Linked DNA regions of Homo sapiens: region 1 is linked to region 2. A link is a loop called in an ENCODE intact Hi-C map of the cell type or tissue named here. Cell type or tissue: endothelial cell of umbilical vein. All regions are shown on one strand. Links, peaks and the distances in the headings refer to the core of each region. The heading gives the core; the rest is flanking DNA.

Region 1 (14,875 bases), core at 4,986-7,485, 420 kb before region 2:
AAGCAAGCAGAAACGAGCCTTTGATAATATCATTGATCTGCTAGATCAAGCTGCTTCTGAAGCTGGACATACCTCTGACCTTTTCAGGTGCCTGTGTCAGGTGCCTATATAAGGTCTAGGTCAGGCCGGGCACGGTGGCTCATGCCTGTAATTCCAAATTTTTGGGAGGCCGAGGCTGGCGGATCACCTGAAGTCGGGAGTCCGAGACCAGCCTGACCAATGTGGAGAAACCCCATCTCTACTAAAAAATACAAAAATTAGCCAGGCGTGGTGGCGAGTGCCTGTAATCCCAGCTACTCGGGAGGCTGAGGCAGGAGAATCGCTTGAACCCGGGAGGTGGAGGTTGCGGTGACCCAAGATCACACCATTGCACTCCAGCCCGGGCAACAAGAGCAAAACTCTGTCTCAAAAAAAAAAAAAAAAAAAAAAATCTAGGTCAGTGGCTGCCTTCCTTCCCCGCTGGCTGCATGTCAGAATCACCTGGGGAGCAGAGGAGGGGAATGTTTTTGAAGTGCCAAATGCCTGGGCCTTATCCCAAATGAATTGCATCAGAATATCTGGAGGTGAGGCCCTGAGGATCAGTATGCTGTAAAGGCTCACCAGGTGATTCCAATGCACACCTATGGCTGCAAACCCCTGCTCTAGAGCAGAGGAAGTACTGGTACCCCTCTCCCTGTGTTAGCCAGACCACAAGTAAGACACCAGCATCAGCCCTGGGCACTTAAAACTGAGAGGAAAATCAGCAGCTTAGATATTCAGAGAGAATTCATTGTGGATGGAAGTTTTAAAAGTAGTCCTCAGATGGATAAACAACAGAAAGGGAGATGGTTGTCCTAATGAAGAGCAGGGAAAGGACACGTTGCAGCAATGAGAGCGTATTGGCCTCATCTCCCACTTGTCTTCTTGGAGGGATCCTGCTCCTCTTGAACCATCCAACAAATTCTCACCATCACGCCTGCTGATGGGGACTCAACTGTGCAGCAGGTGCTATGGACACTTTGCCCAATCCCCTTGGTACTCACCATCACCCTGCAGGTAGACTCAACTGCTGCCAAGTGCAATCACCCGAGAGTTTTTGTCTGTGACTCTAACCATCACAGAGTGTGTCCATGACAGCCCGCTATGTTTTGGGTATTTGAGTCTCTAAGCCTCATGTTGACATTTATGTCCAATGTTGAAAGGGGGCCTAAGATAAGGTGTTTGGGTCATGGGGGCAGGTCCCTCAGGACTAGATGAAGGCCCTCTCTTGGGGCTGAGTGAGTTCTTACTCTGTTAATTCCTTCAAGAGTGGTTGTTAAAGAGCCTGGCATCACCACCACCCCTCCGCCCCACTCCTCACTTCCTCTCTCACCGTGTGATCTGCGCACACCCAGCTCCCCTTCACCTTCCACTATGAGTGGAAGCAGCCTGAAGCCCTCACCAAATGCAGATGCCCAATCAAACTTTCCAGCCACCAGAAACGTGAGCCAAATTAGGCTTTTTTTCTTTATAAATTACCCAGCCTTGGGTATTCCTTATAGCTACACAAATGGACTAAGACACAGGGCCATTCTGCCATGGACATATCAGTCCAAAGGATCAGGTCATCAACACCTCCTAGAAGAAGCCCTTGGCCAATGACCGATGGGACTTGGTGGACAAATATCCCAGATCCTTCTCCTCTCAGCAGGAAGAACTCTGAGGTCTCTTCTATATCATCTCCTAGACTTCCCTGGTAGGACTGAGCCCCAGTTGCTCACAACAGTAACTTATGATGAATAAGACAGACATGTGTCCTGCTTTCATAAACTTCATATTCTAGCAGGAGGAAACTGATGACAAATGAAATTATTTTAGATGAAATGGCATGCATAAATGTGTGGCATGCTAAAGAGTATACAGGGTGGCTGCGGGTGGAGAGTAAGTCTTCTCTGAAGAGCAGACCACTGAGCTTGACATGATTTGGATCATGGGGTTCTCCATGGACAACATCTTTTTTGAGTCTCATGACAACCCTGCGGGGCAGGTATCCTAGGCACCTATTTTTCAGATGAAAAAATGATGCCCAGAGTCATAGAAGGAATTACATACACAGCAGGAAGTGGGCTTAAAAGTCTGCCAAGCTCCAAAATCCATGCCCAGCTTTATTTCTTACAGAGCATAAAGACCATTCTCCACCTATTCCTAAAACTAGCTCTGATGATATACAAACACCAGAAGGTGTCAGGAAGCAGATGCTATGAAAACTATTAGTAAAAAGCAATGAAAACAAACCCACAAATCTGAGCCAAATTATTCCTCCTGTAAAAGGAATCATGCCAAGGACTTGTGCAAAGATGGCCATATGGGTTTCTTAGAGGAGCTGAAATAAGCATGTCCTTCCACATCAAAATAAGGCTCAACCTAACTGGCAGACTTCAGCTAGCCCTGCAGTCTGCTCCATTGCCTTACTGGGGACCAACAAAGCTCAGAACTTGAAGACTGGGGGGAGCCCGAGAGGCAGCCAGCCCCACCGGGTAGGATCCTGAAGACCCATGATATGCTACAGGTCCCAGTTCTAGAATAAAACATAGGGACCAAGACTAAGCCAATCATTACCTCCCATGCCTCTGGCCACAGTGAAATTTTAGGAATAGGCTTAAAACCTAAACTCACGCAAATAGCATGGAATGTTAGGGCTTTTACTGAGAACAATGAAAGTTGCTCATTGTCCTGCCTGACATGAATGAAAAACACAGAGCCCTGGGACCTATAGGCCACCATTCTGTAATCTGCAGGGAAGCCAAGCTAGAAATGTAGGTAAAGAGACCACAGTGATTCAAGGCAGAGGGATGAAAGAATGGGTTGCTGATGTCATTGAACTGCAGATCAAGCTTCATATGAAGTTACATTTACTTCTAGTGTTCATTGCACGTATCCATAAATATCAAGAAATTTGCTTTTCTTTTTTTTTTTTTTTTTTTCTTGAGACAGAGTCTCGTTCTATTGCCCAGGCTGGAGTGCAGTGGTGCGATCTTGGCTCACTGCAACCTCCGCCTCCCAGGTTCAAGCAATTCTCCTGCCTCAGCCCCCCAAGTAGCTAGGATTACAGGTGCATGCCACCACACCCAGCTAATTTTTGTATTTTTAGTACAGACAGGATTTCGCCATGTTGGCCAGGCTGGCCTCGAACTCCTGACCTCAGGTGATCTGACTGCCTCGGCCTCCCAGAGTGTTAGGATTACAGGCGTGAGCCACCACTCCAGGCCGAAATTCACTTTTTAAAGGCAATTCTAGTTGAACTTTCTGTAACTTGCAACCTGACACTTTCCATTAATAAGCCCCGTCGTCTAACCCTCTAGTGTTTCTTCTGGCCACTTTATTCCCCGCCATGCTTCTCCAGCTACATCTCATCACTCTCTACTCCCAGCAGGAAGCCTGCCAACTCCAGTCTACCCCTTCTGCCCTCATCCCAAAGCCCAGTCGGGACCCCTTATCCAGACTAGTGCAGGCGAGAAACAGAGGTCTGCAATCCTGTGTCACTCTTCCCTCCAGTGTGAACTATATTCAGCTGGTGTCCATGAGAACGCCTAAAGGGGGACAAGGATTTTAAGGCAGGGGTTTGAGAACGAAGAGTATGCAGTCCACCCCAACCCGCTCCCTGCTCTACCTGAGGGTCAAAGCCCCTCACTGTTCACAATGACACAGACTAGGCAAGTGCTGGGGGAGAGCCGGGGAAAGACAGACAAATGTGGATTCTAAGCAGAAGAGCAAGAGAGAACACTAAACTTGCTGTGGTCAAGAAAGAAAGTAAAAGGAGGAAAGAAGGAAGCGGGGAGGTGAAAGGGGGGCAGAGGAGGAATGAATAAAGGGGATAAAGTCCTTATGTAGTAAATGCTAGCCCACCGTAATAGCGAATTTTATGTGTTAACTTGGCAAGGCCATGGTAACCAGTTTTTGGTCAAACATCAGTCTGTTTGGCATTGCTGTGGAGGTATTTTTCAGCTGAGACTAACATTTAAATCAGTAGACTTTGAGTACAGCAAGCTATCCTCCATAATGTGGGTGGGCCTCATCCAATCAGTTGAAGGCCTCAACTGAGAGAACATAAGTCCCCCAAGGAAGAGAGAACACTGCCTCCAGACCGCCACGCGATTCGGGACGGCAACATCAACTCTTCCCTGGGTCTCGATTTTAGACTTGCCAGTCCCCACAATCACATAAACCCATTCCTTAAAATAAATCAGTCTGGCCGGGCACGGTGGCTCACACCTGTAATCCCAGCACTTTGGGAGGCCAAGGCGGGCGGATCACGAGGTCAGGAGATCAAGACCATCCTGGCTAACACGGTGAAACCCCGTCTCTACTAAAAATGCAAAAAAAAAATAGCTGGGCGTGGTGGCGGGCGCCTGTAGTCCCAGCTACTCAGGAGGCTGAGGCAGGAGAATGGCGTGAACCTGGGAGGTGGAGCTTGCAGTGAGCCGAGATCACGCCACCGCACTCCAGCCTGGGTGACAGAGCGAGGCTCCGTCTCAAAAAAATAAAAATAAATAAATGATTCTGGGGATGTGTCTGTCTGTCCATCTGTCTCTCTCCACACACACACACACACACACACACACACACACACACACACACACATCCTGTTAGTTCTGTTTACCTGGAGAACCTTGACTAACATACCCATTAAAACCAAAATATGTCCTTCAGGGTGTTAATGTTTGGTTGAAGAAACACAGAAGTTTAACAATTGTATCAGGCTGGGCACGGCCTATAATCCCAGCATTTTGGGAGGCCACAATGAGAGGATCACTTGAGCCCAGGAGTTCTAGACCAGCCTATGCAACATAGTGAGACAAAAAAATGAAGAAAATTAGGGGTGTGGTGGAGCGCACCTGTAGTCCTAGCTACTCGGGAGGCTGAGGCAGAAGGATCGCTTGAGCCCAGGAGTTCAAGGCTGTCGTGAGCCATGATCTCACCACTGCATTCCAGGCTGGGTGACAGAGTGAGACTCTGTCTCAAAAAAAAAACAAATCTGTACCAAAATTAGATGATTCTAGATAACCAAGAAGGAACTGTGCGAGGGCACTCTGATGGGTGGTCAGAGCAGGGTGGAGAGAGGGACAGCATTTCTGGAGCAACTTCTACTGTCAGCACCGAAGAACAGCACCTAATTTACTAACACAACCACCCTCTGATATACAAATAGAAATAAACTCCCCTTTTTCCAGACAGGGAGAGCTCAATAAGGTAAAACCACCAGCCCGAGGTCGCACTGCCAGTAATTAATGGGTTCAGAACTTAATAATGATAATGATAATGACCATAGCAACGTTTATTCGGTGCTCATAATGAGCCAGACACCACTCTGAATGCCTAATATAAATTATCTAATTTAATTCTCACCAAGAAAAAAAATCCTATTTCATTTGATGTCCCACTTTATCCACAAGGAAACCGACTCAGAAGTGATGGAGACAGGTTTCAGGTCAGCTGGTCCAATCCCAAAGCCCATTCTACACGCGCCCCTACTCTGGCTACCTCCCACTCCAACAGAGGCGTTTTGTCTCCGACACCTCCCCCCTGCTGTTCACACAAAGGGAGGACAACCCTGGGGGTTCTGGTAATCCTGGAAGGCTTCCTGTCAGAGGTGGGCCGGGGGAAACGCGGGCAGGAGAAGGGAAGTCTCGCTCAGGGGAGTGGTGTGCATGGGGCAGAGGCTGCCAGGGACGCTGAAGGCTGATAGCCGGGTTGGCGCGGAAATGGGACGCCGCAGGGTGGGACAGGCGGGAGGGATGGGATGGGCAGGGTGTGATGCCGGACGAAGGAAACGGGCCTGCCCGGCAGGTGGCAGAGAGCCACAGAAGAGCTCCGAGGGGGTGGTGCGTGAGATGGCGCTGCAGGCTGGAAAGGGGCTGCAGGCAGGGTGCCTCCAGAGACCGCAAGAGAACAGCTTGCGAGGGACCGTGGGAACTTCAAGGAACCGCACCGCCCTCCTGGACCACCCGAGAAAACAGGGGAAGTGGGCGAATGAGTAGACCAAAGTACTCATGACAGGGCAGGAGCAAGTGAGAGACCCTGGAGGACCATGGAGAGAACGTGGTAACCGATGGAGAGGGATGAAAACCGAGCCGCGGGTGTGAGTCTGAGGCGCCCCCAGGCCCACCAGCGTGTGAGCGGCAGGTGCTGTTCGCCATCAGCCGCTAGATGGAGCCGGCGCCTCGCCGAATGCGCCGGGATCCGTCGCGTGGATGTCAGGTCCGGGCCAGGGAGCCAAAGCGGCGGCTCCGCGGGGACCCTCCACAGTTCCGGACTCCAGCCCAGCGCCGGCTTCAGGGCGTGCGACCCTGAGCTTGGTTTAACGCTCCGCCACCGCGGCCTTGAAATTCACAATTTGTGAACAAGGGGACCCACTTTTTCATTTTTATTTTTGATTTACATTTTATTTTATATGTTATGCTATGTTGTTATGTATTTTTGAACGGGTCTCGCTCTGTCGCCCAGGCTGGAGTACAGTGGCGCGGTCATAGCTCATTGCAGCCTCCACCTCCCAGGCTCAAGCCATCCTCCCACCTCAGCCTCTTGCAAAGCTGGGACTACAGGCGCGCCAGCACGCTTGGCTAATTTTTTGTATTTTTTGTACAGACAGGGTTTCCCCATGTTGGCCAAGCTAGTCTCAAATTCCTGACCTCAAGTGATCTGCCTTCCTCAGTCTCCCAAAGTGCTGGGATTACAGGTGTGAGCCAGGGCGCCCGGCCCCACCTTTTCATTTTTGCCCTGAACTTGGCAAATTATGGAGCAGGTCCTGCCCAGGGCTTTCAGTTTCCAGCACTTTCTTGCCTTGACTCATTTTCCCTCCCACACCGCAGTGAGGAGAGGTTAGGGTCCCATTTTTTTATAGACCAAGAAACTAAGGCTCAGAGAGGCGAAGAGATCTATTTAAAATCACGCACTGGCCCTTGGTGGAGCAGGGCCAGAAGCCACATTTGTGACCCCAAGTACAGAGCTCTTTCCCACCCACCTAAGAGGCTGTCCCCTGGCAGGCAGGGTCCCACCTAGAAGGCCAAGACCCTCGCCCACGCCCAGCAGGGAGCCTCCTTCAGGCCCACCTGTGCTTATGGATAGCTTAGGGTGGGCCAGGGCATCTGGGCTCCAGTTGCTCAGAGGCTGGGGCAGGGCTGGGACAAGTGGCAGAGCTGTTCCCAGAGTCTGTTTCTTCTGATGATTGGAAACTCCCTGGCAGCCAAGAGGAAGAGGCAGTCCTCGGAGCCCAAGCTGCCAGTCCTGGCTCTGCTTCCTGGACAGCCAGCCACAGACACTGGCGGTCAGAAGGACCTTCCCTCGGGGCAGCTGCCCCACCACGGAGCTCCTGCACGCAGAGCGGGAGGGAGGAAAGGGGCCTGGCTTCCAAGTGAATGAGACAGACCAGAGCTTGAGTCCTGGCTCCCCGCATTCCAGCTGCACGCCCTTAGGCAGGTGGCCCCTCTGAGCCTTGCTTTCATCAGAAGTAAACTCAGGATCACATTCTCGGGACTGCTGCAGGGAGGGTTGCATAGTGAAAGCACCTGGCAAGTTGCAGAGACTTCATAAATATTCCTTCATTTACTCTCGGTTTCAGTCACAAAGGCAGCTGAGTTGTCTGCTCTGGAATCTTCCCCTGGGGGATGAAGCACAGAAGCCTGCTCTGGGGGTCACAGACTCTCCCCTAAGCAGGGTGGGGGCAGAGTGCTCGGTGAGGGGAGGGCTGGAGAGCAAGAGAGCTGTGAGAAATATGCTCCATCAGGCCAGACCAGCCACCGGAGGGGATGGGGGGGCATGGGGGGTGGGGGCCCACTGCAGGTCCGAAGCGGCCTGCCAGGTGGCTTTCCACGCTGGTTGGGGCTGCAGACAAGCAGATGCATTGAGGCCAGGCCATGGGGCAGGAGGAAGACAACACAAAGATAATAATACTCGCATTGCCCCATGTGGTTCTACAACCCCAAGCTGGTGCCAAAGCCTTCCCCTCGCTGCATCCTCACCTCCGCACTTTACAAATCAGTGACCCAAGGTCAGGAGAGTGACACAAAGACGTGGACCAGCCTCCTAATTCTTGATTCAGTGATCACCCTGGTATTGCAGAGTCAGGGCCCCAGACCATGGAACAAAGGGGCAGGAAAGGCAGGATGTCCCTCCTTGTTCCTCCGTCTGCCAGCTCCACAGAGCTGGAGGTGGGGACTGGGGTCAGGAATCAGGGACCAGAGAACAAAAGGTTCCCGTCATCCCAGGGCCTGTGCCTTCCTCTGAGTGCAGTCGCTTGGCTGAAACAGGATGAAAGGTTTTCCTGGGGCCCTTGGAGTCTGAGAAGCTGGGCTCCAGCCCCACTGCTGCGATGGACATGCTGTGTGACCTCAAGAACATAAGTCCCCCTCTCTGAGCCCCTGTCTCCTCATCTATGAAACAGGGATGATAATCCTTACCTCACAGGATTGGAATGGTGTCAGGATGACATGTGAGTTTCATGGTCGGTCAGACTGACTTCAGACTCCAGCTCTGCCCTCTATTCGCTCTATGATCTTGTGTAAGTCTCCACCTCTCCACGCCTCAGTTTCCTCGTCCGAAAAACAAGGATGTTAAGACCTCCTGTCAGCTGGACACGGTGGCTCATGTCTGTAAGCCCAGCACTTTGGGAGGCCAAGGCGGGGGGATTGCTCGAGTCCAGGAGTTCCAGACCAGCCTGGGCAACTTAGTGAGACCTCAACTCTACAAAAAAAATGAAGAAAATTAGCTGATCACGGTGGTGCGCATCTGCTGATCCAGCTACCTGGGAGGCTGAGGCTGGAGGATTGCTTGATCCCGGGGGTTCAAGGCCGCAGTGAGCCATGATTTTGCCACTGCATTCCAGCCTGGATGACAGAGTGAGACCCTGTCTCAAAAAAAAAAAAAAAAAAAAAAAAGACCTCCTGTCTAGGGTGTTCTAGGATGTTGTAGAGATTCAATAATGTTAATCTCCCCAGGAGAGATGGAGGCTGGAGGTAACCAGGGCTGCATTTCACTACAGAGGCCACCCAGGACCTGGCCTGGCGCCTGCCCCAGCACCCAGGCTTATCCAATGCCCACAGGGCCAACAGTGCAGAGGCATTCCTGCTGTCACCCAGCAGCCTTTCAGGAATGAAAGTTGACAATCAGAATGAGTAGTGACATTAACCAGGCCACATCAACAATGAAAAGACTGTGAATTATTTGAAATCTGGATCTAAGAGACAAAAACCTTTTGTTCCATGATCTCAGAATCTTTCAAAGGCTCATGTATGCCTCCTCACAACAGCAGCCACCAAAACACTTGGACCTCTCTGCCTCAGTTTCCTAATCTGTAAGCCACAGAAATGCTGTTCGGACCTCCTTCAAGAGAACCTGCCTGACCTTGTCTTGAGTAAGCGTTCAGAGTAGGGGTGACGATGTTCCTATGGTCACCCCACTCCACCCCAGGGAGGGGAGCTGGGATGGCTGCTGCAGGGGCCTGGCCACCAAATCCCCCAGGCTGTGCCCAGAAAGGGACTGGCCACCAGGGGGCTTTAGTTCCAGGCCACTCCTGCTGGACACCGAGTCCTCCAACAAGCAACTTGCTTCGTGGAGGGTAGTTCCCCGCAGTGCTGTCTGTGGCTCTTTCTACCCAGTCTCTCCTTCTACAGATGCCAGACCCACACCGACCCTCCGCTTTTACCTTCATGGACTTCCTGCCCGATACATCTCGGGGACATCTAACCCCATCTTGGCATCTGCTCTTGAAGGGCCCTGACTGGCACGGGGAGTGATAGCAATGCCTGCGGCACTGAGCTGTGGTCAGGACGCAATGTAACCTGCTCAGAACATGCGGGGAGCACAGCCTAAGTGGAAGAGCTGGGACAGTCACCACCGACCACATCCACTCATGGATTTGTCTGTTGGTAGAGGTTTAGTTGGTGTTTCCTTATATACCTAAAGGAAAGTAGTTTCAGGCCGGGCGTGGTGGCTCATGCCTGTAATCTCAGCACTTTGGGAGGCCAAGGCCAGTGGATCCCTCGAGGCCAGGAGTTCAAGACCAGCCTGGCCAACATGGTGAAACTCCGTCTCTACTAAAAATACAAAAATTAGCTGGATGTGGTGGCAGGCACCTATAATCCCAGCTACTCAGGGGTGTTTCACATGAGAATTACTTATACCTGGAGGTGGAGGTTGCAGTGAGCCAAGATTGTGCCATTGCACTCCAGACTGGGAGACAGAGCGATACTCTGTCTCAAAAAAAAAAAATGAAAAAAGAAAGAAAAGAAAAGTAGTTTTAGCCAAAGGAGGTATTTCTCTTGCACTGTAAGCCAATTTCAGCCAGGCCACCAAAATTGCCTCCCTCAGAAGCAAATATCTGCAGAAGATCCAAGAAAATTTGCTCAAGGGTTAGCTCCCACCTTTGCTCCAAGAGACACTGGCTCCACTGCTGAATGAACAAATTGTGCAGCTCAGCCTACGTTAGGCTGTATGCTCACATCTCCTCCTCTGGATCTTGGTTCCCCGGCAGATGAGTGCAACTAGGCCCTGGGGTCCTTCCCAGCTGCAGCATTCTAGGATGAGGACGGAGCACTGGCCTCTGTCTGTGGCCTCAGAGGCAGCCAGCTGCCTCTCCTCCCTCCCTCCCCGAGCCACGTCTTTTTTTGCCACCCACTCTGTTGTGTCCTGGGTGTGTGAAGGGGCTGCGCTTAGCTGCGTCTTCTTTTGTCTGGAGATGACAGTCCACAGACCAGGAAGGAAGGGTGGGAATGACGGTTTGCAGAGGGAAGGCGAGGGGAGCTATTTCCACCTACTTTGGCCTGGTAATTGATGAGCACGTGGGGAGGTTTCCGCATTTCAATAAGAGGTTGCTTTCGCCTTCCTCTGCCTTCCTCCAGAAGAAGCGCCCCTGACCCGGTGGAACCAAACACAGAGGCTTTCTTTCCAGTGCCATTCTCTGACATCAGCCCTACTCCAGAGAGCTCCCCAGGGAGGGGTCTGAGTCTCCACCTTCCTCTGAATCCCTCTGCCCCCCAGATTTCATTCCCCACTCACAGGAGCAGCTTGCTCTTGATAACTGCGGTGTCAGCCGCCTAACTCCTCTCTTCATGTCTCGGGGATGAGCTGACTTGGGCTGCCTTCCTGGACTGCCCCATGCTGCACGTCTCCTGGGATTTCCATAGCCGAAGTATCTCCCACTTACCACATGGGCCAGCTCCCTGTCTTCCAAGCTTCCATTTCTACAGCCTCAGTTACTGGAGGCTTTTGTCTACCCAAGCCTGGGGAACTGCTATTCATGAAAATGGCAGTATTCATTGTTTTTGAAGATGTCTAAGTCCCAGAAAACATAAGAAGGTTCGAGATGGCTTTTAATATGAAGGAGAGCGGTCTTCATTTTTTTTCTGGTGAAAGGAACACTTTTTAATGAAAACTCAAGTTAATGTTAAATGACAAATGTCATAGAGCCAGCCACGAGTCTTTCTAACTTTGTTGTGGCCATAAATGACAGACATGTGCAATCAAGTCCCCAGGTCAACAGAGGGACAGATTGCTGGCAGAACCACCCTCAGCAGGTTAATAAGTTGACCTGAAAGCTGCCAGGGCAGTTTGGAACGTTTGCGATGAGGAACTTGTATTTAGTTTTTATAAGTTGTCACATAATCGCTTAGGGCGGCTCTTAAAATATGTCCAAACAAGGAGACAGTGAATAGGTCTGGAATAACAGTCCCCCTTCTGTTTCAGAACTGACAGTTTCAGCCAATAGGGAGAGGTGAATGGTAATGAGGGAAGAATGGGCTTTTTAGACACACCTGGTATTGAACCCTGACTCATGATGTGCTAACTGAGACTGGGCAAGGTGTCTCAGCTGCCTTATCCGGCTTCCTCCTTGGCCGTAGAGTCAAAACACATCCTTTGCCCCATCCTTTGAGGGTTCTCACCAAGGGAAGGGAATAAACACAGGGCAAACACCTAGGAGGCTGACACCCAACAGGCATCGAGAAATGTTCATTTTCTTCCTCCCTCCTACCGTCACCCTAGCTCTAGCTCTCATATCTAGGAACTAGAACAGCTGTCTACCCCCTCTCCCAGGCTTTGCCCAGAGCCCAGATGGTTTCTAGGCAGACCCATAGGATTTAAGGTCTTGCTAACAATTAAAAGCCATGAATCTCTTCCCCTCTTCCCTGCTCTGTTCTGAGTCCTGTGTGTCTATAGCTCATCTCATCTTCCCCATAGCCCTGAAGTAGATAGGAAAGATGATCATGTCCACAACTCAGAAAGGGTGAAATTAAGGCAGAGAGGTGAAGACACTTGCCCCATGTCACCAGTGGAGTGAGCTGATGATGGAGCCAGCACTTGAACCCAAACCATCCATCTAGGTCCAAAGCACACTAGTAGCACCATGCTACTACTCTGCCTCCTGAGCCACAAGACAGTAAGGATTAGATGTCCATGCTCAAGCATTGTAAGCAAAAGTAGCTAAGTAGAGAGGGTGAGGAGTCCAACAGGCTCAAGAAGGAGAGCAGATGCCAGCTGTGCTCGCTCAGAAATCGGAAACGCAGCTTGCAGCCTTTAGTGATAGAGCTGTACGCTTGAGGGGCTTCTTCCCAGAGAGAGGTCTGGGAGTCAGAAACACAGAGTGCAGTGTCCCCTGCTGAGTCAAACAGAGGCCAGACCAGGGGACACATCAGAGAAACGGCCCAGGAAAGGCTGGGACAGGCTCAGGACTCGCCCAGAGGTACTGCGCCCTGAGTAAACCTGTTTATTCTTTCAGAATAAGCTGGTGTCGGATGGAAAGGTCAATATTATTTAGTATTATTATTAGTTATTCTGGAATAACTACTTATATTTCTTATGTATTTTCCAGGTATTTCACATGCATTCTCTCATTTAAGACCCACGGCAACTCAGCAACATATTATCCCCTTTTACAGATGAGAAAGGGCTCATTGAGGCAAAGGGATTTATTTATTCAAGTTTACATGGCTGCCTGTGGCAGGGTTGGGTGAACCAGGGCTGCTCTGCCTCTGTGCCTGCTATGCCAAGTGAGAATAGGGTACTCATCCCAGGATCATCTTTGCAGGCATCCAGCTGTTTCCCGTGCCCACCTGCCCCCTCATTAGGTTCTGTAAGATCACCGTCCTGACCCCCAGGAGCACACTCACCCATGGGGTCAGGCTGCTATTAGAAATTCCTTCCAGAGATGCCAGGTGAGAGGGAGGCAGGCAGACAGACATCTGTGGGGGTCACATTCACCCCAGACAGTTCATTGCCGGAAGGAAGCCACATGCCTCACGTCGAAGCTCATCTGATTGGAGTCAGACACAGCCAGATACAGTCATGATTGTGTCCAGAGGCCCACGGGGGCTGGCGGGGCCCTTCACGACAGCTGCTACGGCACAGCCCATCTGGAAGGGCTCTTTTTGTTCAACGCTTTAACCCTCTGAGGACCCTCGGGACCAAGGGATGCCACACCCTGGGTGAGAGAGATACTCAAGGAGGAGGGTCCCTCTACAGAGGATGAGTTAGGACACCCGGGACGGGCCCACATTTTCCTCCCCACTCTGCTTCCCAGGTAGATTGAGGGTAGGAGGAGGCCCACATTCCACAGAGGAGAGACTGTGAGCCTCTTGAGTTTTAAGAATCTGTGAAGGAACACCCCCAAACACCTACCATGCACCCCCAAGCAAGTAAAGGGGCTCCCTGAGTTCCAGCAGCTTGAGTAAAGGCCCAGAAAGTGACCCTGTGAGGCTCATGGAGAAGGGAATGTTGAGGGCCCAGCCTGCACTGGGTGGGCAGCGCCCTGCCCCAACTTCCCGCAGGTTCCCAGGAAATGAACAAAAGGCTCCCTCAGCTCACTCGTTGGCAGATGTCTCTGACCTGAGGCCATTCATCAACTCTCACTCAGGCACTCAGCCCCCCAGACAGCCTGGAGGTGTTGGCAGCACACCAGAGAGACTTTCAGCCAAAGACAGGTCTGGTTTCCCTGAAGAAAAAGAAACCTGAACTGGCTGCCTTCCCAGAGCGTCTGCTTGGGGGACCCACCCAAGTAAACAAAGCTGTTAAATGGGGGCATGTGGGCCAAAGCCCGCTGCACTAGAAGCTCCCGCTGCAGCAGTGCTGCCCTGCCCCAGGCACCACTCTAGCAAGAGAGAGCCTCTCACCACCGTGGGGCCTGACCCTGCTGCTGACCAGCCTCTGCTACCCACAGCCTGGACCCTCTCTCCACCTGGAGCCCCTCTCCTTCCTGCCTCCCTCTGATTCATGCCCGGTGGGTAGGAGTCCTACTTCCTCTCCTCTTCCCTGAACACAGTAACAGTGGGTGTGCTCCTGAAGGTGACGTGAGGGCAACAAGACTGACTGACCTTCCTCGTCCACCTAGGGAGCTCATACAGACCCATCACATCCACCCCCTGCCACCTCTGCAAGCTTGGACAGGAGGTGAGCTCCTCCGAGCTGCAGCTTCCTCATCTGTAAACTGGGAATAACAGGATCTCTATCAAAGATGATGGTGACTATTCAGAACAGACAAAGCCACAGAGACAGAAACAGATGAATGGTTTCCAGGGCTGGGGCAGGAGGAATGTGGAGTACCTGCTTCATGGGTACAGGGTTTCTGGTTTGGGGTGATGAAAATGTTCTCACACAAGATCATGGTGATGGTTGCACAACCTCATGAATGGACTTAATGCCACTGAATTGTACACTTTAATATGATTTCAATGGTAAATTTTATGTTATGTGTATTTTGCCACAACAAAAAAAAGTTCCTATGAGATTAAATGAAATGAAGTTTGTAGAAATGATTGCACCACCGGGTACATTATAGATCCTCAACAGATTTTAATGTCCTTGCTTCCCTGAGATCATCACATTGAAATGTAGACAATATACCCTGCTCTACCCCACATGCCTCCCCAGG
Region 2 (14,875 bases), core at 7,606-10,105:
TCGGGAGGGTGAGGCAGGAGAATCTCTTGAACCAAGGAGGCGGAGGTTGCAGTGAGCCAAGATCACGCCACTGCACTCCAGCCTGGGCAACAAGAGCAAAACTCCATCTCAAAAAAATAAATAAATAAATAAATAAAAATTGCAAACAAGACCAAGAAATCTAAATAACAGTTCACTTTAGTTTTTTTTTTTTTTTTTTTTTAACCAAATTAAGGGGGTTGAGGACAAAGTGAATATTCCATCTTTTCTAAGAAGATAATTAGTAAAACAAATGAATTTAACCTACTCCTCTTAGTTGGCACCAAGAACTACCTGCTATTTCCACTGTCTGATAGGTGCCAAGATTATTTTATGTGCAAGTCAAGGTGTTTTTTTCTGAGACGGAGTCTTGCTTTGTCACCCAGGCTGGAGTGCGGTGGCACGATCTCGGCTCACTGCAAGCTCCGCCTCCCGAGTCCACACCATTCTCCTGCGTCAGCCTCCTGAGTAGCTGAGATTACAGGCATGCGCCACCATGCCCAGCTAATTTTTTTTGTATTTTTAGCAGAGACGGGGTTTCCCCATGTTGGCCAAGCTGGTCTTGAACTCCTGACCTCAAATGATCTGCCCACCTTGGCCTCCCAAAATGCTGGGATTACAGGTGTGAGCTACTATGCCCAGCCAAGATTATTTTATGTATATTGAATGAAATAGCATTTAATATAGTGTTTACTTTGGATTTACTAGAACAAATGTCAGTGAATACATATTTTTCCCTAGCAGCTAAGAAACAGCATTGTCAAACAGTGAAAACAGGAAGTTGGGGAAACCATTTAACTGTATAACCTCAAGAAATCTAACCACTATTTGATTTTGCCATCTAAAGTATTGTGTTAGGCTGGGCTCAGTGGCTCACGCCTGTAATCCCTACACTTTGGGAGGCCGAGGCACGTGGAGCACCTGAGGTCAGGCGTTTTGAGACTAGCCTGGCCAACATAATGAAACCCTGTCTCTACTAAAAATACGAAAAATTAGCCGGGCATGGTGGCGGGGCACCTGTAATCCCAGCTACTCGGGAGGCTGAGACAGGAGAATGGCTTGAACCCGGGAGGCAGAGGTTGCAGTGAGCTGAAATCACGCCACTGCACTCCAGCCTGGGCGACAGAGTGATACTCCATCTAGAAAAAAAAAAAAAAAAATATATATATATATATATATATATATGTACACACACACACACACACATATACACATATATGTATATATATGGAGTTAATGATACCTAGCTGTGCCTATTTTGATTGTACATTCTTAGCGATGCAAGAGGGAGAATACAATTAGCCTTCCCCCAGCCAAAAAGAGGATAATCCAAGTAATTAAAGATTTAAAATAAAATTTTATGAATGAGATGTAGGAGGTAGAGAAAGTAGCCATAGAGAAAGTGGATATTTTGTCAGTTATTTTTCTTGATCACTATTTGAGAATAATATCATTTAATATCAACTACAGTGTGGGAAAAGGCAATGATGATTTCAGCAAATGAGCATTTACTATTAAAAAAGAAGCAAAAATAAGTTATGAAATATAGCAGAGTTCTCCACATACATTGATGTTATACAATTATGATTTATGATGATAATAATTCCCCTAATTCCATAATCTGTGAAAATGAAATAAACTTATTTCCGTGAACCCTTCAAAAAAGATAACTCCCACAAATTCCTAATCAAACTGATTTTAAAAGAAAAGAGAAAAAGTAGATTTGAATGGAGAAATCGAGTGCTACAGAATATAAAATTTTCATTCATTTGTATAGTGGATTGTCATCTTGAAGTAAAGATGAAATGAAACAAAGTTGTTTGTGCTTTGAACATTGAAGCATTGTTCATCATGCATAATTAACAAAGTTGAAATTTTGTAAGTATGAATCATGCACAAAAGAGCCACAGCTATGATAGCTATTACAGGAAATGGAGGAAATTAATAATAAAAGGCAATACACTACCTCATAAATACATTCTCATCATAAGATTGGAGCATGAAAGCATTAAGAAAATGCCCTGATTAATTTAACAACTTAATCCTGTAAATTGGAGTATAGTTATTTCAGAATTCATTTGTACATAGACAAAGCAGAGACACAAAATAGCTTACTTTCATTAAGATTTTAAAAGCAATTCTTATGGATATGTGAAGATAATATTCTTTCAAAAGAAAGATTATAAGCGGATGTTCCTTAATGTTTCCGAAATTACCTAGTTTCTATATCTTTCTACAAGTACTATATTATATTCATTAAGAATCAGAATTGGCACATTCTGGGTTACATTCCAGTGATCTTACCTTCTATATAATTTATTTTAAGTAACTGCTAAAATTATGATTTTTAAAAGACTATGTGATACTAGGAACATAAATTAGAAGAAAAAGGTACTTTCTTAGTTCTCAGTAATTGAGTAAAGTTTAATCCTGATTAGAAGATCCTTGAGTACCATTTTGATGTGTGAAATAATTTATTTAGATGTTTTTAAAATAAATTTTGGAGTATTTTTGTAAAGTGCAAATACATGAGTAGTTTTCTAGAACGGCTTTTATGTCATGTGAACATGTGTGGATCACTATATTTTTTTTCCTATTAGCTATTTGGTAAAAGTCCACAATTTGCCAAGATGGTTAATAGGACACAAATATAGACATTTCATATGATGTACCATGTAAATGTAAACCTTTGTAGTTACATGTTTTTGTAGCAAGAGAATTGTTTTAAAAGGCATGTAATTTATTAGCTATCGGTAGCTTCTTTATTGCCTTGCCGCACTGCAGTAATAAATAAAAGAAAGTGAACTGATTTTACAAATGGCACACAAGGTGCACATTTTGTGGGAAAAAAAGTCTTTTTTTAAAGAATTGGCATTAAATCCTTTTTTTGTGATGACAAAGAGGCTAAGAGTGCAAACTGTATTTTCTGTTTATCGAAAACAGTCTTTTTTTCTCCGGGGCATTTTTCCCTATGATCATCAAGGGATTTCAAAAGCAATAAAGTGTGGAATCATTGTTCGACTTGAACAGTATTAAAACTTAGGTTTTAATTTCAGTGAAGTAATAAGATTTGAACCTGTCTCACATTACAGCACTGTAAGGCATTTAGCAATTGTATTTTAAAGGAGGTTTTTAAAATGCAGCTCACTTGTAAGCTAACTGTCTGTCAGTAATTAATAGTTTTTCTTCAGCATTGGCTGTTGTGATCAGACCAAGAAATATCTGGGTTTTTAGTAACACATTATGATAATTGTGAATGTTTATTCCTAATTAGTCTAAATGTCTAATAATTTTCAGCTTGCTTCTCTGGCTGTTTAAAAGAAAACAGAGGGTGATGTTTAAAGCTACAGTGTGTCTTATAAAAAATATGAATGTACATCTGCATGTATATTTCAGTAAGTTTTACACCCGGCAAGATTATGTCAGTTGACTCATTCATTAACTAAGTATTTTATTCTTCAGTACCATTTCCTAGTTTTTGATATTACATCATTTATATAGGGATTGCCAAATAAGGTACTGTATGTAAAGCTAAACCCACACTGATGATCTGGACTCTTCAGTGATGAACATTGAAACTTGTCTTTACTTCTTAAAAAGGGCTTTAAAATATGAGCATTTCTACTAAAACAATGTGGCAACATATTTGCTGATGAAAGATTGTATTTACCATATTGAATTGCCTTAGAAAATAATTGCCTCTACAAAAGGAAACATCTGTATGATAGCGCATGGTTAAAGCTGCCATCAATTTTTAACATTTGAGGGTTGAGCTATGACCTTTTATGATGACTGTGAACAGTAACTGCATCCATTAGCCATAAGTTTTGTTTCTTTATTTTAGTAGATGGTCTAGACTGTAAATATTAGAGAATCTAAAATAAATCAACATATTATCCTAAGGATACAAAATGTAAGAGCTATTTGTGGTTGGGAACCTTTGACAGATAGTTTGGATGAAGCAGATGATTGCCTGCCTAGCGTATCTGGTCTCCATTGCTATGCCTGCAGGCAGTTTAGTGCTATGGTTGTATATTGATGTCAGGGTTAGTACTGAGTGGCTAGCAGTGACAGATGTCTATAATTACAGGCAATGCTTCCAGTATTTCTGAAAAGCCAGCCTATGTTGAACAATTATCTTATTTCTGCCTTGCCAAAGAGCATGTTCCAATTGCTAGTATTAGCAATGGTGAATATAGTGCTTTATCTGCTGCCTTGGGACAAATGTGAGAAAAGCACTTGGTTATAAAACATAAATGCAAAATATTTTTTCAACATTTTAAATTAGTTAAGTTCAGTGTTTTCCTAATTTTTATCTCCCCATAATGTTTCTTTTGAAGGAGTCTTGAAATATAAAAGCACATTTGGCATACTTATTGGAATTTTGTTTTCCCCTAGGCCTTGCGTGGCTCCCCAGCGCCAGTATCCCTTGCTTTACTGAATAGATGTGTTTAAGCAAGTTGGCTTTGAAACAAGTTTCTCCTATGTGAATTGCATTTTCTGGTTGACACCCATTACAAAATTGGAAATGCATTTCCATGGAAAATCTCCTATGCCCAGTAAGTTTAGTTGGAAACTTTTAACAAGAAAAATTATAACATAATAGAAAATTTTGAAATGTGCTAAACACCTTAGTACTGGTGGCTTTCCATTTGCTGAGAATTGCAATTCTCAAGTTTTGTTGTAACCTTTTTTTTTTTTCTTAAGCCTTTGACCATTTATTGTCCATTTCTGTCTCTCAATTTTCATGGTCACTTCCTTCCTTGCTCCCTCTTGGCCCACTTTTCTGACTCATTAGAAATGTTTTCATGCTTGTTGGTGCCAGTTCTCACCTGCCCTTTTTATCTGGTCATTTGCATTCATGAGCTATGGGCTGTCATACCACACTTTCCAGCAGGTGCGGCTGCCTAACACATGATACTCTCTAACCTTCCTAAAGATTAAGGTGTTGGGGGTTAAAACATTATCCATGTTGTAAGTTATGAATCCTGTATTTTCAGGTAATGTAGAATGAGAAATATCTAGGAAATATCACTTGAGAATGCAGTTTATCTTCAACCTTAATCTAACCTGCAATGGGTTTCTGCTTTGCATTTAACCACTTTGCTGAATTATTCATTACATTTTCTCATTTAGTCTTCTCAACAATGTTCTGTTTAATATACATGAATATCATTTTGCAGAAATATGAAACAATTTCAGAATTAAAAGCTTGTTTAGTGGCAGGCCCTTGGTTTCAACCAGATCATCTTACTCTGAACCCAGTTTGCTTTTCGCTGTATCACATTGGCTATGTATGTATTTAGGCATGAGTCCAGGAATGATCAGTTTCAGAGTGTGTTGACTGATAATGCCAATATCATAAGTTTCATCTCCATACTAGCTGTTTTACTTCCCAAGGAAAAGACTCATTTCTTTAACTGAAGATTGGATGTCTAGTCCTGGCTCGCCATCAGTCACAAAAGAACTAAGCTAGATCCTTGATATTTTATGTCCTACAATAGGAGAAGCAACCTAGAACCAATAGTCTAGTGTCAGAGATCAGTAATATTATATTTATTTCTGAAAGGTAGCCCCTTTCTGTTCCCACTGTGAGAGAATGCCCCTTGGGAGCCCATCACCTAAAAACTCTTAATAATTTTAAACTAATGATAGTGTTCTGGACCCCCGTGTCTGTGTACATTAATTTAGTAAAGAAAATTTGGGCCGGGCACAGTGGCTCACGCCTATAATCCCAGCACTTTGGGAGGCTGAGGCAGGTGGATCACGAGGTCAGGAGATCAAGACCATCCTGGCTAACACGGTGAATCCTCGTCTCTACTAAAAAAATACAAAAACTTAGCTGGGCGTGGTGGCAGTCGCCTGTGGTCCCAGCTACTCGGGAGGCTGAGGCGGGAGAATGATGTGAACCCGGGAGGCAGAGCTTGCGGTGAGCCAGGATCATGCCACTCCAGCCTGGGCGACAGAGTGAGACTCCATCTCAAAAAAAAAAAAAAAAAAAAAAAAGAAAAAAGAAGAAAATTTGGACAATTGGATGGACCTATTGATCTGAATGGGGAAAACTTTGATAACTTATTGGACACAGTGATCATCTACTTACTCAGTGAGTTGAAAACTTACCTTGGAGATAGGAAGCAGGAACTTGTATTGACTCAAAAAATGAGGATGAAAGCTTTGAATCTGGCAATATAGGTGATGCAGATAAGTTCTTGAGATAAAATAACACCAAATACCACAGATCATTCTGTTTTTCTCCTGACTTTTTTTCTATCACTTTTCTTACTACTTTATTTCTTTGCAAGACTCAAAGACTAGACCCATTATTTAATATTAGAAGTTATGTTACCTTTCATTAAGACCCTCTCCCCTCTAACTACTACTAAAGCTACTCACATACCCACTTAGAACATATATCTGTTTTCTAGTATCTAGTCCAGATAAAGCACAAAGAAAAGAGACATTCCAATAAAAATAATAGGTAATACTTATGAAAATTTTACTGTATACCAGGACTGTTATAGGTCCTTCACATAAATTAACCATTTTAATCTCAAAAATTCCACAGATTAGGTACTACTCTCATCCTTTTTATATTTGAGGAAACTAAGGTTTAAAGGGTAAGCAACTTGCTCAAAATTACTTAGTAAGTGGCAGAATCTCACTAGTCTTGGGCTTCAGAATCTATTCCTAACCACTTCACTAGATTACCTCCTATTTTGTGATATTATACTTTGTAACCCTAGTTAAAAGATGTACTTTTGCCAATCAGAAGGTTACTTTGCCTGCTTAAGTCATTAGCCTCAGTTGCCACACTTCTATAATGAAAGTGCTTCATGGGAAACAGTACTAAGAGATTCTTTTTGGTTTTTTTTTTGAGATGAAGTCTCACTCTTGTCGCCCAGGCTAGAATGCAATGGAGCAGTCTCAGCTCACTGCAACCTCTGCCTCCTGGGTTCAAGTGATTCTCCTGCCTCAGCCTCCCAAGTTGCTGAGATTACAGGCGCGTGCCACCACGCCCTGCTAATTTTTTGTATTTTTAGTAGAAGTAGAAGCAGGGTTTCACCTTGTTGGCCAGGCTAGTCTGGAACTCAGGTGATCCACCCATCTCGGCCTCCTAAAGTGCTGGGATTACAGGCGTGAGCCACCGCGCCCGGCTGAGATTCTTAAAAATCATTCTGTCAAATATTATTTATGATTTATTCTTTTTTAGGGCTAGCTTTTAGTAACTGGTTTCTGGAATTATCTCACTGAAGCAATCCCATTGTCATTCATATAACCACATCCAGAATTTGAACAGGACTTCACCATGTCTCTGCTCATGGGCTCCAGAATAAAATCAAAGTCCCAAGAATATCATAAGTAACAACCACAAAGATTGTCAGCCACTTTCTCCTTTTATTTGAGATTGGGGAGGCCTTTTGCTCTTATTTCTGGTGCCAGGTGGCAGGTCCCTAAACTTTGTGCTTTTTAGGTTGTACGCCTGAGGAGTGATGTACCCAGAGTTCCAGAGAAGGCTTGGAAAATAGTTAAGGTGAGTTGGGTTGCTGGTTATGATGGTGGACCAGCAATCTTTATGCTTGTCTCACTACAGCCTCAGATTCTAATTAGTAAAACAGGCATATGCATACAATGATTAAGTGTAGGCATGCATTGTCTTCATTCCCTTTTTATGCATTATATAATTCTACAATGTTCATATTTTATAGCCAAAGGTTTAGTAGTCCACTAATAAGCAGTATTAGCTGCAAAGCCTATATTTAATGTGGTTGCATAGTACAAAAGCATCCTAGATTTCTTGATGCTAACATTGCTGAGTAACCAATTATAATCAGTTATTAATACTTAAGAAAGTTTTATTTGGCTACATTGAATAGCATCTGTTATTGAACAGTGTCTAGAGCACATGTATCCCTTGTGTCAGAATGTGTTTCTGGCTGACACCTTTAGGAGGTACGGGGGATTAAACAAAATATTTTACTTCCCAGTTCCCCACCTCTGCTATCACCCTCTCACAAACTTCATCCAGCATCAGCTTCTTTGCCCTAAAATTTAATCGTCATCTTATAAACTTGCTATTGCAAAGAATTATAAATATTCCTTTAACTGTCTGAAATGCTCTTTCAAACCATGGTCCCAAAATCCTCTACTAAAATTAAGCCTTCTTCCCAAGCATCTGGTGCCATAGCCATAGTTAGCTTCTTTTTGAATGGGCTTGGGGAGATAATATATTTACCCAGGGCTTTACCATGGCTTTATCCATAGAAGACTAGTTTAACAGAAGCTTGGCCCCAGACATGGAGTGAATTGGCAGCCAACAGGAGCAAAGCTGTGTCAGGACAAATGTACACTCTCCATTTTCTCTGGTTGGCTTTCAGCTGGTTGCACCACAGGAGTCTTTCTGTGGACTGCATATCCTGTGACCAGTAACTGGTGCACTCAACCCAGGTCCCTCTTGGCTAGGGAAGGCCTGTCGGGAGGCATTAGGTTCATGCTGGTGGAGATCCTTAGTCAGTGGCTCCCTGAAGGAAAGTAAGGCAAACAGCCAGCTTCTGTTGAACAGGTGGTAGTTAGACCCTAGATCTGCTTGGGGGTGGGAGGAAAAGAATCTCTCCAAAATTACCAGCCTTGCTGGTTTTCACATTATACCTGTACTCTTTCTAATAAATTATTGTTTAGAAACTGACTCAGAAATATCTCTGACAGCATCTGGAGCTTTCTGACTTTTCCACCTTCCTTAGCAGTCTGGATTTGGGCCCAAGTTAGAAATGGAAACCCCACTGGGGTGCAAGCAAAAGAGGAAGCATGTTCTTAGCCATGCATCAGTGGAGGCCCCTACTGGGAGAGGGGATTATCACAAGGCAGCAGGCAGCCCTGCACCCCAGCCTGCTGAGTTCATGCTTTGTGCCACAGGATGTGGAGCGAAGGAAATGTGAGGCCAAAGTGGTCACTCCAAGTTTTCTTATACAATAGCTTATTCAAGCAGACTGGGAATGCCTCTTAAGAGATTTGTTAGGTACATGTGCCCTTAGCAAGATGGCCACCACAGATGGTGGGTTCAGATATTCTAATTGAAATAAATGTTTAACATTCAGATGTATTTTATACTTCCATAACCAGTTTTTCTTTATCAGATGCTGTTCCTTATTCAACTGAATGAGGCAAGCAGGATTATTCACCTTTTACCACTTGATTTCCAACATAAATTATGGTTTTAAAATCAAATTCTGGCAAAAGATTTTTCTGTCTAATTTCAGGCTTATATTTAGTGATGTTATTTGAAACGATATGGAAAAATTAGTCACCCAGGATTAATGTGGATCTATTCAGTGTCACTAAGTTTGTGTATTTAATATACAGCAATGATGTTTGTACCATTAATTCTCTTGTTATGGTGATAAGTTAATTGTGATTATCATATTTTATCCTGCTTCAAATGTTAATGAAAGAGCTAAGTACCTTTAGTTCCAAATGGTTTAGATCCAAGTCATTAAATGCTCTATTCTTTCTTACACCTCTCCTCCTCCCTCCTCTACTAATGCCTTTCACATTGATGAGGTCTTTCTTATAGAAAGCACTGAATTGACCTCAAAGGCACTTGAAGCCTAAAACAAAAATATGAAAATTGATTTCTTATTCATAGTAAGTGATTTCATACTGTGTTCCTAAATTCTCTTCCTAAGGAACACTAATGCTTTCATTATATTGGATCCTTTCCAGTGACAGGTTTTGTTTTACCAATTTAGAACCAGTTAAAAACCTTCATTAATAAGTCATTCCAATAGATTGAAACAATACTTGAAAATTCACAGTAATATTTGGGGGATCTTTTGTGGTATCACTTTTGTATTACCTGATATGTTTTTGAGAATAAATTGGTTCAGAGAAGGTTTGTCATCCAATGGCAAAATACTTTGTTGTTGACTTCTACTGCACTGTTAATTTTCTGCATTGAGCCTGCTTAAACAATGCACTAAAGCTCTTTGAGAAGTTATAGCATCTTAAACACTTATAGAAGGCCTAAGGGTATTAACTTACTATAATTTTCTGAAGATTCATTATCCAAAATCTTAATTCATTATAAAAACTCTTTTGAAAACCTATAGAACCAGTGTTTTCTCTTATTTTCTTATTTGCACAGAATGAGAGATTCGTTGTTCTTTTTAATTTGTTTCATGTGGTGCTTTTGAGTACATTTCATAAAGGACTGTTATTGAATTTCTGTGACTGTCATTATATATCCATACAATCTTTAGGAACTAATATTCTGGGTTTCCCAGTTCTGTAATCTACTCCAAATTTAAAGATTGACATAATTAGTTTCCTCAGAGTTATAACCAGAATGTTAGAGACAGTGCTCCAGATACCTAAGACTAAGGATTAGGATTGGTAAAAGAAATTTTAAAAATTATTTCGGCACATGCTTTTTTTATTCTTTATTAAATGTACAACTCAAAATTATGTTGCTATTTGTAGTTTATGTCCGCATCTGTTTTTCTTACCTAGTTCCCTTTTTAAAACCATATGTAACATCTTTTAAGCTACTTGCAAATTCTACAGGCAATATTTGTCATTTGATGAGTTGAGAATTTGGAGAATGTATTGGCTCATTGAAGCATTATGTACTATCCAAATGCTCTTTTCTTAAATTTATAAGAACCTTTGCAGTAAAATAAATACGGCTAAGAAAACAAATATATTAAAACAGTTTTTTAAGAGCATGCCTTCTCAAATCTGTAATAATGATAATTCCTTACATTTCTAATCACTTTCCATATTTCAGGAGCAAGAGAGATGGGTAACTGGTTAAAATGGGTAATTTTTCTAGTTTCTAAGACAATACACATTGAGAAGTAGAAAGAATTTGATTTTGTATCATGAAATTTTGAAGCAGTTCCTTTATGCCTTTAACAAATGCAATTTCTGAGTGTTACTAGAAGGTGTTAATTGAACATATTTGTAAAGATTTAAGAGTTATGGATACAGATTATAAGATTTTGTTTATTTGTTTTAACCGTCTTTATGCTGTGTGAAAATCTTCAAAGCACCTTCTGATTTTTTCTGTTATTTTTCATGTGAAGAGCCTTCTCTTCAAAAGGTGTTACCTGACCACTTCAGCACCTACTGTGCAGAAGGGTCAATGAAAGGTTGTACAGGGAAACAGCATTTGTTGAGTAACTATTAAATGTCAAGCTCTGAGTTCGGGATCATCATTTAATCTAATCAAAAGCCCATAAAGTAGGTTTTTTTGTTTTTTTGTTTTTTTTGAGATGGAGTCTCGCTCTGTCACCCAGGCTGGAGTGCAATGGCACAATCTTGGCTCACTGCAACCTCCGCCTTCTAGGTTCAAACAATTCTCCTGTCTCAGCCTCCCAAGTAGCTGGGATTACAGGTACACGCCACGACGCTCGGCTAATTTTTTGTATTTTAGTTTGGGGTTTCACCGTGTTGCCCAGGCTGGTCTCGAACTCCTGAGCTCAAGCAATCCTCCCACCTCGGCCTCCCAAAGTGCTGGGATTATAGGCATGAGCCACCGCGCCCAGCCTAAAGTAGGTATTATTATTATTATTACTATTTTATGGGTAAGAAACCAAGATTCAGAGACCTTAAGAAACACCTAGTTAGTGGCAGATATAGAATTCAAATGCAGTATCTTTGGGACCAAAGTCTGTGCTTTTTCTACTTGCTAAGTTTATCACGACAGTGTTCTAAGACAATATACCACTGGAGATGTAAAGAGAAATAGACATTTCCCCTGCATTCCAGGAGTACATGCTGAAAATAGTGGAGGAAACGTATTCGTGTGGAAATTAATACTACAAAAATATCATATTCTATTATATGTTTTGAGAAGTGCCCGTAACAGGCTGGCAAGGTTTCAAATTAAGACTCTTCTTACTGAATTTATAGGGAGAGCTTCTTCCAGAAATATTATTTAAGCATTAAAACCACACCTTTTAAAATGACAACATTTTACCAGTGTTCATCCCAGATGGGTAGGATTTGGGGTATATTATTTCACAGGGGGAAGAATACATGCCTTTTATGCGTTTTCCTTTGTTAAAGAATCATATATGAAATGGGATTGACCAAAATGTACATTTTAACCATATATTCTTTTTATTCATTTAAGAAACATTATTGAGTAGTAGGCACGTGAGATTTTAAAAAAACAGAGCATCATTTCTGCTCTCAGGGAGCTTACAGTCTATTATGCAGGCATATTATGAAATGCAGAAGAAGGAAAGAAGGGAGGAGGGCTCAGACAGGCAAAACCTTGGTTACAGAATGTGCATCTCTGACTATATAAAACTCATAACCAAAGGCATAACCATATATTCAGTGTCATTGTATTGGCCATCCTTCTCTGAAGGATGACCACACAGATAGGTTTAGTCTCTTATTTCTTAGATTTTGACTCATTTTTCATTGTGATGAGATTATCTTAATACATTCTGAAATAAGAGACAAGGAATCTGTGGACTGAAAGTGAGTTTTTTTTTTTTCCTTTTCTTGCATTCCTATGTAACTCCTATATACTTCCTTAAAATAGATACTGCAATATGGTTTCTTCTTGGTGTCATAAAAATTATTTCGGTTGAAATAATACAAGTTGTAGAAAGTGTTAAAAACTCTAAATACTGTGTTAGAAGATTTTTCTGTAGAAGACTTTCATTGACCTGTGCTTGATGATAAACGATTTTGTAGGTATTTCCTAACTGAACAAATTACTTCTCACTCCCAAATTATCCATGTTTAAAAGGGATAATTAAATTTCAAATGTTTGGAGACATTTTCATGTTTTCTGCATGTTATCTGAATGATAAGGTACCTTGAAAAATGAGAAACAGTCTTTTAAAAGAAACACTGTAATCATACATTGATTTTAAATGACCCTGTCACACATGAAAACAAATCAGATTGTTGCTCTTAATGAGCTTTTCAATTTACTATTCAGTAGATCAGATAAGTGGATTTAAGAGGTAATGATCCTGTTTAGTACTCAAGCTTGACTGTCAGATCCTAGTAGTGGAGAGAAATCCCCAAGGACAAAAGCATTGACACAGTTCTAGATGGGATAATGGGAATCAAAGCTAATGGATGATAAAAGGAATGGTGCAAGTTACAAGGATAATTGTGGATTAAAGCACTGCCATGTGTCAATGTTGACTGTTTTTCTAGTATATTATTGGGTCAGATCTGATGCTTTGAGAAACTGTTTTGACAGCAGAACACAACAGACCTGCCTGCCTAGCTTCCTCCTCTTTTGAATGCCAGGGACACGGTAGGAAAACTTCCTTGTAGGACCCATTGAATTAGAAAGCACATTTTTTAATGTTAAAATGTTTGAAATGTTTAAAATCACATTTTAAAATGCATAATAAAATGATTAAAACAAAAATTATGTCTGAGTTTTGCCATAAAAAAGGCATTTATAATGTCTTGAAAATGTAAAATTTGATTTTACGAAAGTCCACTGTAGTTATTTATCGAAAACAAGAAAATTAACCAGTAAAGATGTAAATACAATAAGAAGAAAATAAGTAATTTGAGATAATGCCATGGACACATCCTTTCCAAAACCAGGATGTCATGGAATTTATTATTAATTTCATTTATCTATATAAATGATCCTGTGTACCATCAAAGAATTTGTGCTTTGAGTTGTGGTAAAGCTAGTTTAAACATACTCATTCATATTTTCATCTTTGTTAAACAAACGTGCCTTTTAAATTCCAGTCAGAGTTAAGGGCACACAGTCTCTGGCCCTGGAACTGAGCAAGTGGGTAAAGCAGGGCACACAGTAGGGTGTCTGATCCCTACTGTTAGTTGATTTTATAAAACTGGGCTTATTTTAAGGATCTCTTGACAGGGGTGCCACTAAAATAAAATTAAAGACAATTGCTATAATCAGTTACTAAATATTCAAGCTGTTCTCTCTAGCTACTTTTCTTTTTCTGTTGTAATTTACGATTCTATGTATTTTGTCTGTAGAATCCAATATGTGCTTAATGGGAAAAGTCGTTTCTCTCTCTTTGTGTAAAAACTATTCACATTATAATATAGTCCTAGTAGATCCAGACCGTGTCCTTCCACTGCACATTAAAGCCACGTAGTATTCACTTGACACATATTGCCCTAGGTGCAATAGTAGGGACACAAAGAATAAGGCATAGTGTCACCCCTCAAGAAGCACTCAGTGTCATGAGGGAGATTCACATCCAAACAGTTACAGTGTGAAAAGCGCCATGACAGAGGAATGGACTGGACGTTGTGGGAACATAAAGGAGAGTTCAACTCACTGTGCCTAGGAAGCCTTCAGAGGAGATGACTTTTGAATGAGTATGAGGGGAAAAAGAGGAAGAAGACTGATTGAGGCAAAATGACCAGCACATGAACACATAAAAATCTGAAATTGCATGAGATGTCTCAGTGATCCATCAGCATTTTATTGTGGCTTGAGGTTGAGGGAAATGTGGAAGTTGAGGTAGGCTGAGGCCAAGTTGTGAAATGCTTTGTGTGCCATTAATCATGTCGATGCTAGGTTTTCCAAGGGACCCAATTTGTATACTTCTATATACGAGAGAGGTTTGGCATCATGGTGAGCTTAGGGAAACTTTCTGTTCTACATATCATTCTTCATTAGAGCCCTCTTTGTGCTTAAAGGTTTGTGATTATTGAGGATTGTTGGTAACTGACTTCTTTAGATTCTCTCTCCTCCTTAGCTCCCTCTTTCCCCCAAACATCTTACAAGCAACAATGGTCACTTTAATCTTGTTAGAGATGAAGGCCTACTCTCATGGGCAAAGTCACAGATATATAATCACTGAAATGCTTTTCTGTAGGGCTCAGAAGTTAG

Evidence for each region. Hi-C counts contacts between places; a loop is a spot of excess contacts. Peaks named below come from ENCODE experiments on the same cell type or tissue, not always from the same donor. Only the 100,000 strongest peaks of a DNase experiment are listed, where the experiment ranks them.
Region 1: a loop joins it to region 2, with 2.9 times the contacts of the local background. A loop is called at or near these places in 7 of 110 quality-filtered maps.

The regions. Positions count from the first base shown.
Region 1 is chr5:170,738,497-170,753,371 of GRCh38, forward strand. It overlaps LOC107986473 (a long non-coding RNA gene), which reads right to left. Exons shown (of 3, transcript XR_007059044.1): 2 at 8,415-8,697; 3 at 6,876-7,615. It overlaps LOC107986474 (a long non-coding RNA gene), which reads right to left and starts at 13,910. Exons shown (of 2, transcript XR_001742977.2): 1 at 13,627-13,910; 2 at 12,903-13,261. RefSeq lists enhancers at 5,258-6,017, 6,777-7,536, 7,537-8,295, 10,575-11,332, 12,716-13,600 and 1 more. In endothelial cell of umbilical vein, for the core only: a CTCF peak has its summit at 6,167 (motif pointing right); DNase peaks (open chromatin) are centred at 6,185 and 7,355.
Region 2 is chr5:171,153,918-171,168,792 of GRCh38, forward strand. All of the region lies in intron 14 of RANBP17 (RAN binding protein 17), which reads left to right. Among named protein-coding and RNA genes, the nearest start is that of TLX3, 150 kb to the right of the region's middle. In endothelial cell of umbilical vein, for the core only: a CTCF peak has its summit at 8,857; a DNase peak (open chromatin) is centred at 8,944; H3K27ac peaks cover 436 bases.